Linked DNA regions of Homo sapiens: region 2 is linked to region 1. A link is a contact called in ENCODE Hi-C or POLR2A ChIA-PET data. All regions are on one chromosome and are shown on one strand. The core of a region is the stretch at or near the end of the contact, and the rest is flanking DNA. Distances in the headings are between cores, read along the strand shown. Region 1 has its middle 52 kb from the start of SPP2. Region 2 has its middle 4.7 kb from the start of ARL4C.

Evidence for each region. A loop is a pair of places that touch in the nucleus more often than their neighbours do. ChIA-PET counts read pairs that join two places held with the same protein, here RNA polymerase II (POLR2A). Pooled maps may share reads with other maps.
Region 2: a map of CD4-positive, alpha-beta memory T cell shows a loop between it and region 1 (11-fold over the local background). The contact joins two enhancer-like sites. A Hi-C loop is called at or near these places in 3 of 168 maps with a recorded cell type or tissue (CD4-positive, alpha-beta memory T cell, endothelial cell of hepatic sinusoid and naive thymus-derived CD4-positive, alpha-beta T cell) and 8 of 50 pooled maps. POLR2A ChIA-PET finds 5 or more read pairs at or near these places in 4 of 52 experiments (BJ, CD4-positive, alpha-beta T cell, PC-9 and 1 more).

What each region holds. Positions count from the first base shown.
Region 1 is chr2:234,099,041-234,106,358 of GRCh38, forward strand. No RefSeq gene overlaps it. Among named protein-coding and RNA genes, the nearest start is that of SPP2, 52 kb to the left of the region's middle. Within about 2 kb of position 3,236, at least 2 of the 41 ENCODE cell types and tissues checked have a DNase peak (open chromatin) inside an H3K27ac peak, as active enhancers do.
Region 2 is chr2:234,498,151-234,505,435 of GRCh38, forward strand. No RefSeq gene overlaps it. Among named protein-coding and RNA genes, the nearest start is that of ARL4C, 4.7 kb to the left of the region's middle. Within about 2 kb of position 2,463, at least 3 of the 41 ENCODE cell types and tissues checked have a DNase peak (open chromatin) inside an H3K27ac peak, as active enhancers do.

The DNA.
Region 1 (7,318 bases), core at 1,986-4,485:
GAAAACACTGTAGTCAAAACAGATTAAGCATGTTTAACTCAGGCTATGGTAGCATGCTAGTAAAAAGCACTTGGTATAGGCTATGAATTGAATTTTTCACTGCCTCCCACCACCCCACTAAAAAAAGAGATATCTAAGGTTCTAATCTTTAGTACTTCAGAATGTTGTTTTGTCTGGAAACAGGGTCATTGCAGATGTGACTGCTTAAACTGAGAGGAGGTCATTCGGGACTAAGGTGGGCCCCTAATCCAATATGACTGGTGTCTTTATGGAAAGAGGGTCTGTGAAGACAGAGCTACACAGGGAAAAACCGTGTGACAACAGGGGCAAGATTAGAGTTAATGCAGCTGTAAGCCAATAAATGTCAAGGATTGAAGCAACCACAGAAAAGGGAAGTATTCTCCTCTACAGGTTTCAGAGGAAGCACGGCCCTGCCAATGCATTCATTTCAGATTTCTAGCTTCCAAAACTGTGAAGCAATACATCTCTGTTGTTTTAAGCCACCCAGTTTGTGGCACAGACATCCCTCAGTATCCCTGGAGGATTAGTTCCAGGTCCCCGCATGGATACCAACATCCACACATGTTCAAGTCTTTTATATAAAGTAATGTAATATTTGCATATGACCTAGGTACATCTTCTCATATACTTTAAATCATCTCCAGGTTACTTGTAATAGTACCTAACACAATGAAAATGCTGTGTAAAGAGTTGTTCTACTGTATTGCCCAGGGAATAATGACAAGAAAAAACTATGTACATGCTTCAGCACAGATACAGGCATTCATTCTTTTCTTTCAAATATTTTCGATCCATAGTTGGTCAGATCCATAGATACAGAACCCACAGATATGGAGGGCTGGGGATACTTTGTTATAGAAGCTCTCTGAGACTAATACAGTATAGAAGAAGTTTGAGAAAAGGAGGTTTTCCAAATGGTGCTGTATTTAGCTATCTATTGCTATATAACAAATCACTACAAACTTAGTCACTTAAAACAACACCCATTTCACAATTTCTATAGGTCAGGGACCTGAGCATAACTTACCATCTTCTGTTTCAAAGTCTCACATAGTCTACAGTCAAAGTGTTGGCCAGGTGTCTCACCTGAAGGCTCAATTGGGATAGAGTCCGTTATACACTGGTGGTGGGGCCTGGTCCTAGCTGTAGTTAGTGTGCAGGTGACAGAGGGGGCCGTTGGGTAGGCTCTTAAAATCAGCAACAGAGGCTCATCTATCTTCAGATACTAAGAGAAAGGATAGCTTGTCTTAATCTAATAGGTTAAAATCTGTAGGGACGGCTGGGCATGGAGGCTCACGTCTGTAATCCAAGAACTTTGGGAGGCCGAGGTAGGCGGATCACCTGAGGTCAGGAGTTTGAGATCAGCCTGGTCAACATGGTGAAACCCTGTCTCCACTAAAAATACAAAAATTAGCCGGGCATGGAGGCAGGTGCCTGTAATCCCAGCTACTCAGAAGACTCAAGCAGGGAGAATTGCTTGAACCCACGAGGCAGAGGTTGCAGTGAGGCAAGATCAGGCCGCTGCACTCCAGCCTGGGTGACAGAGTGAGACTCTGTCTCAAAAAAAAAAAAAAAAAAATCTGTAGGGACAAAAGAACAGAGTATATTTAATGTAGGTAAACTGTGGCTTAAACTAAGACTACATGTTTGGGTATCTTTTCTGTAGTTGACATATTTTTGGAAATGTAATATTTTTGGCCATGTCAAAATAAGATAGATCGACAACTGAAGAAATGAAGGCTTCTTGTCATTTCCTTTTGTGGTATTTTAGCGAAATCCGTGGTAAGACCTCAGTCCTCTGAAATGTTGGGACTGTAGGTGAAAGCAAAAACAACAACAGCACAGCTGACATTTCACATAAAATTGTGTGCCCAATGCTTGCATTTACATACTCAATTACTTTCCTAGAACATGCATGTTAAGACATATATCTACCATTTTACATATATATTGAGCCTGCACTATATGCCGGGGACTATGCTTGTCACTGGAGATATGGCAGATAACAAGACAAGCTTTGTGGTTAAGATTTAAAGGGATAAATAATTAAATCCCTTGTCCTCAGAGTGCTAAATTGTGTCACACAGAAACATAAGTATCAAGTATGAATAAAAACTGCTTTGTGACTGATGGATTAGAAACTACAGTGCGATTCAAAGTCCAAAATTGACTTCCTACTTCTCCATGGATGTATAGTGGAGACCCCGTGAATGCTTCTGCCCATGGTAAAGTGGTGGGGAAAACCTTTGTGGTCTGTAGGTTGGGGGAGAGTGATGAGAGATGGAGAGACAGAGACAGAGGGACAGGCAGACAGAAAGAGAAAGGGACAGAGACAGAAAGAGACAGAGGGAAAGAGGGAGACAGAAGAAGAGAGAAAGGCAGACACACACACACACACACACACACACACACACACACACACACACACAGAGTCTTGTTCAAAGTCTCTTCCCTTTTATCCTCCAGGGAGCAGGGATGGTGGGCATGGCCAACATGGGGGACTGTTAGCAATCCTGCTCCTGGTTAACACCTCATCAGAGATGTGGCTCTCTGTGGGATATTTTTGAGGAGAGGGCCTTCTGCTTGGTTCGCCTACAGGGCCACTGGCTAGCCGGCTCTGGGGCAAAGAGCGTGGGCCAGGGAGATTGAGAGTTGAAAGTGATTTTGCTATTTCAGGGTCTTTTGACTTCAGGTGTGTTACTTATCTTCACTGAACCTCAGTTTGCCTACCTGTAGGATGGGATGTTTCTACCTACCGTAGTGGGTTGGGAGGATTAAGAATGAACACACGCCAACCATGACATGTGTGATATGTAGCAGGTGTTCAGCGAATGTTGGCTTCCTCTTCTCCCCCTTCAAGGCTGGTTTTTCCATCCCCTTTCCATTCTTATTGTTTCCTTCTAATATTCCTTCCATTCTGAGAAAGAGTAAGCTCAAATTTCTTCAGAAGTTTTGCAAAGGTTTGGTGGAGGTAGGGGAAAGAGTAAGAGGTTCTTTTGGCACCAAGTTTATTGCACTTTGGAGTTTTCCATGACTTGTGAAGGGATGGGGTGAGAAGAGAGAATGGGACCATAGACTTGGAGGTATCAGTGTCAGGAAGTCACACAGAGGTTGGAAGGTGGAGGCAGGAGTGCCCAATGCCCTACACAGGTCGTTGTCATCCTGCAGACTCCAGGAGGGAGAAGCAGGTCAGGTGAGTTCTGTGCACACCAAACCACGGGACTACAGAGACTCCTTTGTATTAAAGAGAGTATTGCAGGTGGTTGCTTCCTGTCAGCCACCTCTGATGTGAAATGGCTGAGTTACTAGGAGAGACCTTGTGTACAGTCAGGCATACATTTCAATTACAGTTCAGCTACTTTTTAGCTGGATTTCTCTGAGCAAAAAATTTGACTTCTCTGAGCCTTTATTACCTCATAGCGTTTTTGAGAAAATCACATGGGAGAATTTCTAAAAATGTGCTCCATAAATAGCGCTATTTTGATTTTGGTGTCTACGCAACCCCAGCATCAGCTCTCCCTGTTGCTGTCCAGAGTTACCTTCCTCCACTTTAAGTTAATCCCACCTGCAGGGGACCTTGGCCATTTATATGGCTTTATACCATAAGTGTACTTTATAGTACACATTCATAGTATAGGGCTGGGGAGGTATTATTCAAGCTACCAAAATATAAGTAAGAAACAAGAGTCTCATTGCCCTTTCTGGGAAAAGGATGGGCAGCAAATACTTTCCAAGGTCTCCTCTGCCTCTCTCAGATAGGGCCTGGGCCACTGCTTCCTCTCTTGCTGGTTTCCTCCTGGAGCTCTGGTGGAAAAAAGGCTACCCTTCACTTTCCTGCCTCTTCCCTGAATTTTCCCAATAAACCAGTAACTTCAGAATCTCTCTCTCTCTCTCTCTCTCTCTCTCTCTCTCTCTCTCTCTCTCTCTATCCATTCATCTATCCATCTTCCTACCTATCAGGGTTTGGCAAACTCTTCTGAATAGCAGGAAGGAATTACAGTGTAGAAAGAAAAAAAAATCAGTCAAGTGTAACTGTTCTCATAGTTCCAGGGAAAAGAATAATAAATGAACTAACTCATTCACAGACAAAATGCACCAATCCTGGCTTTACCCCTGGTTTTGAGGATAGCCTTCCTATCCTCATTCCATCCACACTTCCCTCTTAAATCAATAAAAGGCAAAATCCTAAACTTCTGTTTGGAAATGTGGAAAGGAATATGCAGGGAAGCAACATGATCGTCCCTAAAGCCAGTCTGGAACCAAGTGACTGACAGAGGCCCACATAGGCACATGATGTGTGTAGAAATCAGTCTAGGTGTATGTCCAGGTGTGTTCAAAGACTGAATGGAGACCTCCTCTGCAACTGCTGATCTCTCTTGACTAAGGAAATTGGAAACCTAAACCTAAAACAAAACAAAAAACTCACACATAAACCTGTGTCATGAGTAACTTCACTGGACACCAGGAAAAAGTCTTTTAGGCTGGGAGAAGGCCCTGGTCCATAGGCCCCAGCAGCCTCTCCCTATAGTTTGTCCAGGAGCTTAGCTCACTAACAATGAGTCTGAATAAAGAAGGAATCAGTACAGAATCTATACAACAGCAATATATAAAAAATGAGAAAAGAAATAGCAAACATATACAGCAGATAAGCAAGCCCCACAGAAAAAACGTTACCATGGGTCAGATGAACATTGTGATTAAACCAATTGCTGAGAATTTTCTAAAATCTTAGTGAAGAAACAGAGTTTTATAAAAAAATAAGCCAGGCACAGTGGCTCACACCTGTAATTCCAGCACTTTGGGAGGCTGAGGTGGACAGATTGCTTGAGCTCAGGAGTTCAAGACTAGCCTGGGCAAAATGGCAAAACCCCATCTCTACAAAAAAAATACAGAAATATGCAGGCATGGTAGTGTGTGCCTGTAGTCCTAGCTACTTGGGAGGCTGAGGCAGGAGGATCGCTTGAGCCCAGGAGGTCAAGGCTGCAGTGAGCTATGACTGCACCACTGCACTCCATCCTGGGCAACAGAGCAAGACCTTGCCTGAATAAAAAAATAGAATTCTTTAGAAAACCAGAGCCCAAAGATAGGGGCTCAGGGATGACATGGTCAGATAAGAGAATGAGATAAAGCATGAATTGAGAGAGGTCTTGAAAGGGGTGGATGAGAAATAAAACGACTATAGGAAGGAAAGCCAGATGGGAAGCAGTGCAGAAGGGAAGAGCTGATGTTGAAACTGTCAAAGGTAATGGATGATAAGATGGAGAAAGATGGGAAAAAAAATTCATATGAGCCAAGAGTCATAAGAGGATTGCAGAGAAAGTGAGAAATAAGCAAGACAGACAAAGAAGTTCAAACCACCCATAATTGATGCCTCCAAAGAAGATAACCAAATATGTTATTACATATTTTAAGAAGGTTGGGGGTAGAAATTGGGGAGATGTTGTTCAAAGGATGCAGAATTCTTGTTCATTAGAGGAGTAGTTCAAGAGATCTATTGTATTATACACTAGATATACAATGGTGACTATAGTTAGCAATATATTATATTTTTTAAAAATGCTGAGAGTGGATGTCAAGTGTTCTCAACATAAACATGATAAAACTATGTGTGGTAATGCATAGATTCATTAGCTAGAGTCAGTCACTCCACAATGTGTACATACTTCAACCATATGTCATACACAGTAAATATGTACAATTTTATCTGTCATTAAAACATAAATAAATTCAACCTTCCTACCAAAAATAAAAAATAAAGATATAATCCAAGTACAATTACTAAAAATAAAGAAAGACTTGGCTCTTCAGCTTGAAAGATCATAACAGTATGTCTTAGAGGGAAATATTTACAGAACCATTGATATGGAGCCTCATCTGAGTGAAGTTACTGAACATCAGAGAGAAAGAAAGAATCTTTTGGACAGGTAGATCAAGAGACCAAATTACCTCTTAACGGGAAAATACCAGCCTGGCTCACAGCCTCAATCGACCCTTGAAGTCAGTAGAGCAAAGTCTACAAAGTCCTAAAGAGAAAACGTGTATTTTATAGCAGTCTGTACCATGCATCATAAATAAGACAGCAGAAAACATCTTTGAACCTGCAAGCGCTTAGGGAGTGTGGTTCCCATGAGTCACTTTCGAAGAAACTACTAAAGGATGACATTCAGGCAATTTTTTACTGGAAAAAAAAATATGGTAAAAAGACCACCAGGGAGCACTGACTGACTCCATTAAGGTGTAGGGTTAAGACCAAAGTGATCTGGTTACTGGCATGTCGAAATTATGCAGCTGATGAAAACCAGGAGACAAGGAAACTGTGTACTGGAGAAGGTAAAGGAGGCAGGTGTTTTCCCTTGTTTAATATTTGCTATTTTCTGAATTTTGGCCCACAGACACTTATTATCTATTCAAGAAATAAATAATGTATTTAAAAACAACATGAAAAGGATGAGCCAACAGTTGAAGCTTCACTGTCTGTCAGCTAGAAACGAAAAGATATGTACAGTTCTGTATTATCTCAACCACAACAAATTGGGGTGGAGAGGAGTTGTTCTCTCACACAGTCAGGAAAAAGGATAAGAAGAAAAAGGAAAGGAAAGGGAGCATTCTTTCTTAGGGTTGGCATTTTCCCGGCAACCAGCATTCGAGTCATCCTTCTACAAGGACACCTTGTTACGTTGGTGTGCATTTGTGAAAGGAAGAGGTTATTGGGCTGACGTTTCATATCAAATGATGTCCATAGTGAGCCTGTGGCTTTTCATTCCTGTGAGCCTCACTAGATCCCCATGGCTTCCTTCCCCAAGTTCTGCCCTAACCTTGGTTCCAGAGTGGTTCAGATGGCATCTAAGCCTCAGCAGCTGGTCTCTGGTGGTTCAGTCCTGGATGCCTTCTCATCTTCAGAGCCACCCGTTTTCCATGTTGTAGTCTCATTCATCTCTCTGGGCCTCAGTTTCCTGGCCTGGGATTCTGCTTTGCTTTGTTTGGCTTTCTCCTACTCCTCCCAGCTTCTCCCCCAAGAGAATGTGGCCTTTTCCTTGAATCCCAGCCCAGTAGCAAGACCCTACCATACCTTAGAAAGCTCTGTTGGACAATGATAGACTGAACCCTGTCCTCATTGTGTCAAAGCCTCCTCAGTGGGACCCTTCCACCTTCTTTTGCAATGTCCAGTTCTATTTTTACATTAGGCTTATTGTTATTGTTGAGTGGCGTTTGGCTACCTGACGTCCCAGTGTGGACCAAATTAACTTCATGACCTTTGACTTGAATGGGTAGGTTTCTTGCCAAGCTCTAACATCCC
Region 2 (7,285 bases), core at 1,213-3,712, 400 kb after region 1:
ACAAATGTATATCCTCTCTGGGTGCGGAGAAAAGTGAGAGTATATTATGGCAAACACACAGATCTGGGGAGAGCTGCTCCGCAGGAGACAGCAGGCCGCAGCATGGGCGACCGCATCTTCCCAGCTCTAGCTTATGAGACAGAAACGACGGAAACGGGGTCAAGGGAGAAGAAAATGAAAATGCTAAGAATTTATGAATAAAAGCTAGAATTTTAGAGAAATACTTTATCACCTTCTGTTCACAAACCACGAAAAGACATATGATATCGTTGGTACCAAAGCATGTGAGAAGACCTCACCTGTAGAAGGAAGGACAAGCCACCACCACCCCTATCCTTGGAATTCCCAAGGTGGCAGCCGGAGCGACCATCCACTCTACTGAGTGGATTTGGGGCTGGAAACGAAGTATCAGGCTGGAAAGGACCCTGCCTATCATTCCACCCAACGTTGTCCAGTGAGGTAACAAGGCCTAGGCGCCCGTGACGGCTAAGGCAGAACCTAGAGGCCCACTGCCTGCTCCAGGACCAAGGGTCTGTATGCACAAAACTGGGCACCTGCCTGCCCTCTTCCTCACATCCCACTCTACCCACACGCTATTTCCTTCAATGAGGAATAAAGTGAGCCACCCGAAGGATAGAGTTCAACAGAAAATATTGGCTGCACTGTGCCACTTACTTCATTTTAAATAAAAATGGAAATGTATTCACTGACATCACTGAAAAGTTAAGGATAAAGGTCCTCTTCAGGCATGGCTAGACCCAGGAGCTCAAAAGGAGTCTTTCGAGCAGGTGTCTCTCCAGTCCTCCTCCGTGTTCCCCTGTGTTGATTCTTTTTCCTTCTGGCAGCCTTGGACTCACATCCTTGGTTTAGATCCTGGAAAGGAAAAGGTACAACTCTTTCCCAGTAACTCTAACCAAAGCCTGGAGCACGCACCCTGGATCAAGGACTGCAGTCCAGGAGGAGGGAACACACCAGTGGATGTGGCCCAGGGGTTGAAATCGGGAAGGGTGGTTCTCCAAGAAGAATCCAGGATCTGTCACCAAAAGAGCAACTCTAGTGAGGCAACAGAAACAACATATGTTGGCATAATTCATAATGATGATGTTTCCGTTATTGGGAACCCTGGGGAGACAGGATTTTGTGTTTTTGGAGTGATTTTCTTGACTCTCTTTAATGCCTGCCCCATAGATAGCCAGCTTCTCATGAGACTGTTTCTTGTTTCTCTTTCTTCTCTGCCACAGGCAGGGCCGAGGCTGAGCCCCAACCCAAGATGAGCCTTTGGTTTAGTAGCCTGGGACCTGGACATTTGGAAAGAGACAGATCAGACTGGAAGCCTCTCCATCCGGCTTCCACAGATTACCTTTGTGTTACTTCCTTTTCCCCTAGTCAAGACTTGCTTTAAGTTTTAAGGTGGTAGGAAGGAGATATTTTAGTAAAGTATCCGATGTATCTTTTTGGTGCTATGCTAATTATTACCAAGAGCCTCAGTGGTTTTGACTGCAGCCTCCACATTTTGCACCACCATGATGGGGTTTAGCAATAAAGGGCTGTCTGCTGTCCAGTAGGAAAAAACAGATTAATAGACATTAATAGAGCCTTCCAGAACACAGCCATTAAACAGCAACTCACCATAATTGAATAGCAACCACTCTACCTGCTAATTTCACTCACCAGGTGATAAGTTAATTTTACAGTTGATAATTTAACTTCTAACACATAAAAATATCATTTGGTTGAGTCGACTGGTAACTTTCCTTCAAATGTGGATTTTTATTGAAAAACACTGGAATTATGAAAAGGAAGGTAATGTTTACCACTCATATCAGACATGTAAGGCCTACTTTGAGCCTATTTCTTCATGGACATACATCATGGCTAAATTCCACTGAGTGGAAAATATTGGCTGCACTGTGGCACTTACTTCATTTTAATTAATCAGAAGGAGAGATTTTTTCAAAGAATAGCATGTACTTGTGTCTGCCTGAGATGAATTCCTCTTCCAGCAGCAGTGACATTTCAGGTCCTCTCCTTTCTATTCTTCATCAAGATGACTGCATCCAGAGAAGAACTCAATTATTTCAAGCAAACAGAAGGCAATAACTTGGCAGTAATTTTGAAATTGCATCCTAAAATATTCTCTTTTTTTTCCCTTTAAGGGCTTTGAAATAAAATGTGCCACCAATTAAAATGACTTTTGAGTGAATCCGATGAGCAATATATCATGGCATTATTATCTTTGCTTGAGTAAGGCTAATAACCTAAAATGCAAAAGGGAGCATCCCATTTATTCTTGAATATGATGAGTAAATAAAGACCAGAACATGGGCACACGTGTACACACATACACACACGCGCGTGCGCGCATAAGTGTGGGGTTATTTGCATGTTCTCACTGCAGACCTGCTGTGGAACTCTGGGTTCAGGTTCACTGCCCCGGTGCTTAACTGTTATAATACAGGAGTGCCCTCTGCTGAGCTTCTCGGATAATAGATGAAGGGCTCTACAGAGGCACATTGGCCTAGTGCTTAGCAAATGTTCAGTCCATAGTTATGGAATGAATGATGGATAAGTGACCCCCTGCTTTTCTTCTCTCTATGGAGATGCAGGAATAGAGCCCTACTGGTTAAACTGAGAAAGTGCCAGGGGCCCATGGGTGCTTTGCTTGGGGCTCAGAGCTCAGAGCCATTGATGCCAGTGTGGGTCTTGTCTGTGAGACCTGTGGGTTATCTGCTGGGAGAGGGGAGCCAGGAACCTGGCAGAGCAGGAAGTCGCTTTACTAGGAGAACTGTTCAAAGAATCACAATTGGTGGAAGAGATCAGAAAAGAGCATCCAGGAAACCCAGCTGAGACCAGAGAAGGGAAGAAAACTGATTTTTGCATCTAATTCGCAGGCAGGCATGAGCAGCTGTAAATGGAGAATGGGGCTGGGAGTCGAGAATGAAGGAGGCCAGTTGGCAGACAAAGTGACAAGGCCTGAAGCTCCTGAAGCCAGGTGGTCCAGGATTGAAGCCTTTTATCTGTCAGGAGAGGTTCCTTAAGGAAGAACCAAACCAATACTTCCAGAAGCCCCAGGGCATGCTAGACAAACCAGTCACCATCACTGCAGTGCAACCCCCTCAACTCCAGGAGAAACGCCGACTCAGGCTACGTAACAGTGGAAGCCACTAAGACACTGGTGCCAAGGGAAGTTTTGTGGATGGGACGGTAGATCTGGGGGGAGATAAATGAAAATCTGTGATGCCTGCAAGCTCCTGCTTCATTCAAGTGGTCCAAAGCCTGAAAATAAAAAAGATCCACTACTCTATTGGCCATTCAAGTTTATAATTCTAAGGAAAAAAAAATCAGGGTGCCTTATTTTTTATTTTGCTAAGCAACAGGGCTGAAACAATTCAGGTTTTTATTTTCCCAATGATCACCACTGCTAGTGTTTTGTATGGTTGTTGTTGTTGCTGTTTTCTCCAAGAAAAAAAATTTAAATCAAAAAGCTAAAAGGCTCCCCCGCTTCAAGTCTTCCTTAATAATTGTCGATCTCTATTACATTCCTGAGATAGATATAAAATTTTAGAAGCCATTATCTGGGCTGGGCATGGTGGCTCACATCTGTAATCTCAGCACTTTGGAAGGCTAAGGTGGGAGGGTCATCTGAGGTCAGGAGTTTGAGACCAGCCTGACCAACATGGTGAAACCCCATCTGTACTAAAAATATAAAAATTAGCCGAGTATGGTGACAGGCATCTGTCATCCTAGCTATTCTTGAGGCTGAGGCAGGAGAATGGCTTGAACCTGGGAGGCAGAGGTTGCAGTGAGCCAAGATCGCGCCACTGCACTCCAGCCTGGGCAACAAAAGCGAAACTCCATCTCAAAAAATAATAATAATAAATAGAAGCCATTATCTTTCCTATCAGTAATATTTTCAAATATAATTCTTATATAACACTATTTTACATCTCTCCCTAATATTTACATGGCATGTATTAAATGAACCTTTGTCAAGGATGTTAAGACTCAAAGCTTTGGAAGTCAGCACTCAGGCATACCAAAGTGACAGAAAAGTTCTTAGTGCCAGCTTCCAGTTCAGGGGGAAGAAAAGGCTTAGTATGCAAAAGGTATTTCTGAATCCTTTAATAATTCAATCACAGTAATTAAATTTCTACTCTAATAGCTACAGTGAAGGAAAAAAAAAACAAGTTAACAATAAATATCAGGTGATTAGAGAGCTGCACCATGAACCAAGAAGTATTTGATGGAAACTTGGATTACTTTCATTCCTCTTCTCCCACCTCTGCAGGTGAACTGAAATGCTATTATTTTCATTTAATTAAGCTTACTTGGCTGGACCCCAGAGAGATGAAAACAATCACGCTTTTGTGCCCCTGTCAAACCCTATTGGCTTTCTACAGTGCAGCAGGGAGGATGGGGTGTGTTGCCAGTGCCACCCTCTCTAATGTGTGGTCACTCAGGATGACTCTTCCCTTTAATACAACAGTTGGCTTTTGTAGAACCATCCTCTGTGTGGATACAGCACAGCATCTGAACAGAGCTCCTTGGCCCGTTGCTGCTTCTGTTGGAGTGATAGCCACTTGAGATGATCATTTCTTCCTTATGAGTCACACAGTGCTCATGTAACCTGATGCTTTGCTCCATCAATCACAGAAAATCCCTTTTACTCTCTTGCTTCTGCCTCTCCCAGTCTCCTGCAGCTGCTCTCCTAAGGTCATTGATGACCTATGGAAAAATCCAAAGGGCTGATCTGTGCGGATGGCTGTTTGGGATGGAGATGCTCATGGGTTACAGGCACACCATCCACCAGGACCTCCAAACGTGCGTCTTACAAAGCTGTGCTCTCTCTGTCTCCCTGATCACTAATACTACTTTTTGTGTGAGTCTTCTCATTATTTAGTCATCAGCCACAGACTGTGTTGGTCGTCAGTGTTGGGTCTGTGATGTTTTCTTTCTCTCAGCATCTAATTCCATCTAGCTCTCATGATTTCTCAATCTCTGTCACTGTCAAAAGCCAGAAGAGAACAACATGGACTATTGGACTCAGAGCATGCTCTCTTTCTCTGTCACTCTGTAGATAGGTAGATGATAGATGATAAATAGATAGATGACAGATAGATAGATAGATGATTGATAGACGACAGATTGATAGATAAATGATAGATGATATAGATAGATGATAGATCAATAAACAGACAGAAAGAGATTATCCAGCAAACACATCAACCAGCACAAGATGATAGACAAACTCATTGTCTTTCCCCTCCCTCTGCTTACCCTCTGCATCCAGTCAACCAATGTCCAGATGATTTTACTTTGGAAATGGCTCTTGGAATTAAAATTGTGAGCACTTTTAAACCACATTTATTGTTTTTTCTTCATGACAGTTGCCTTTACGTCCTCAATAAATGCAGTATTTACTTCCATTTTTGCATGTGGAAAAGAGCAAACTTCATCAAGTTCACTAGCAAGGGCCTCTATCCAGTCTGCTTGGGTACCAGGGAGGAGGGTTGGCCCAAGCTTACTTACAATCTGATTGGCCCAAGCTTAATACTTCATTGGTACCATTTTGATGAGTGCTCAATGAAGGGATGTGCTTCTAAGGGCAGGCTTAGTGTCCCCTTCTCTGCCTGTCAGGGGCGGGTAAGCTCTGTGGGATTGGCCACCTTATGTTCAGGAGTAGAGAAGGCACAGCTGGTTTATATCCTCAGCCTAAGCTGCTTGCTTCAATCTAGCATTTACTGCAGAGTTCTAGAAACAGATGGAGGAGGATGTCCATCAGTGTTTGCCCAGCTTGATAAAGTAATACCACCTGGTCCATATAGGGAAGTGATAAACCCAACACTCAACCTCTCACATAACCCAGAAGGAAATTCCACTAAACTCTTTGGCATCCAATATGGAACATGAAGACGTGACCTCTAGGCTACAACGAGAAAACCCTAAGGAGAGAAGAGACCCAAATAAAAAGGTGCCAAGATAGGATGAAAGGACACTTCAGACAACAAAAAATAAAAGCGGAGAGTTTATTTCCTCCTCCTTCTCATCATCCCACTTTTACTTATTTTTCATATTTTTATTCTGGTCAAAAGTATCACAATTTTTGTGGAGTATCTAGCCCTTTATTTGCATACTGCAGAGCAAATTTTTCTCTCCAGAGAAACTGACATTTAAGAGAACTAAGAAATGACTGAGTTGATAACTTTTTAGTATTTTTTAATTAGGTAAAACATTCACATGGTATAACATTCATAAGGAACACCACCCTCCCTCACCCCCTCACCCTTGCCCCCACCATAACTCCTCTCCTTAAAGGTGACTGCATTCATTAATGTTTTGTGTTTCCTCCAGTAATTAATTATTCTTTTTCACAGAGCCATACCTTAGAATGCACTTAGGCATCTCCAGAATCCTAAGCAAAGGAGGCAAAGGGAGGGCCATATTGTTAGTTAATGTGGTCATGGGGAGTCTAGCAGAGCCAAAATATATCCATGCCACACCAAGGTGAAGGACTCCAGAGAGAAACTACAAGCCTTATTGAGAAAGTAAGAAGCTACTAGACCTTTGCTGCTGTAGTTATGAATATCTTCATCCTGCAGCCCAGCCTTGCCCAGACCCTGAGCCCAGACAGACCTGCTCCCAAGAGCAGCTGGGCTCTGCAATTACCCTGCAGATAGAAGCTCCAGGTACATCCCTAGGGAGCCAGCCCCTGGGAACTTCAGCCGTGCACTGAGCACTCACCATCCAGAAGACAGGTCTTCTGCTCCATCCTAGGCAGGCACCCTGACATCTGCCTAGCCATCTGGAACCAGCCTTCCCATTGCCTGTGACTGTAGCTATAGCTGCTGGCCATGCAGCCCTAGTTCGTCCCATTTTGTTGGACTGGCTTAGACGGGAGAAAAAAGGCAAACTAAAACACGATAACTCCAGAAAGCAAAGCCAGCAGTTTTCCAGCCTATAATGGCTTAGACCGAAAAGAAAAAATAAAGAAAAGCAAAAGCAAAGAAATGAGAATAAATTTGATTTTTGTCACAGAAGAAGCTTACCTGTCTTGAATTCTGGCTTATTGGTCTAGTATTTCTTAAATTCCAGCCTACTGTTCATGGACCATGTCTTTGTTATGATTTTATCTAGCGCTAGGTGGGGAAAATAGTTAAAATAAAAACAATCCCAGTTTTTTCCTTGCCAAAAAAAGGTCAAATATAAAAATTGGGTCTAGATTCTGGGCAGAATGATGATGCAATGTATTAGTCAGGGTTCTCTACAGGGAGATATATATATATAT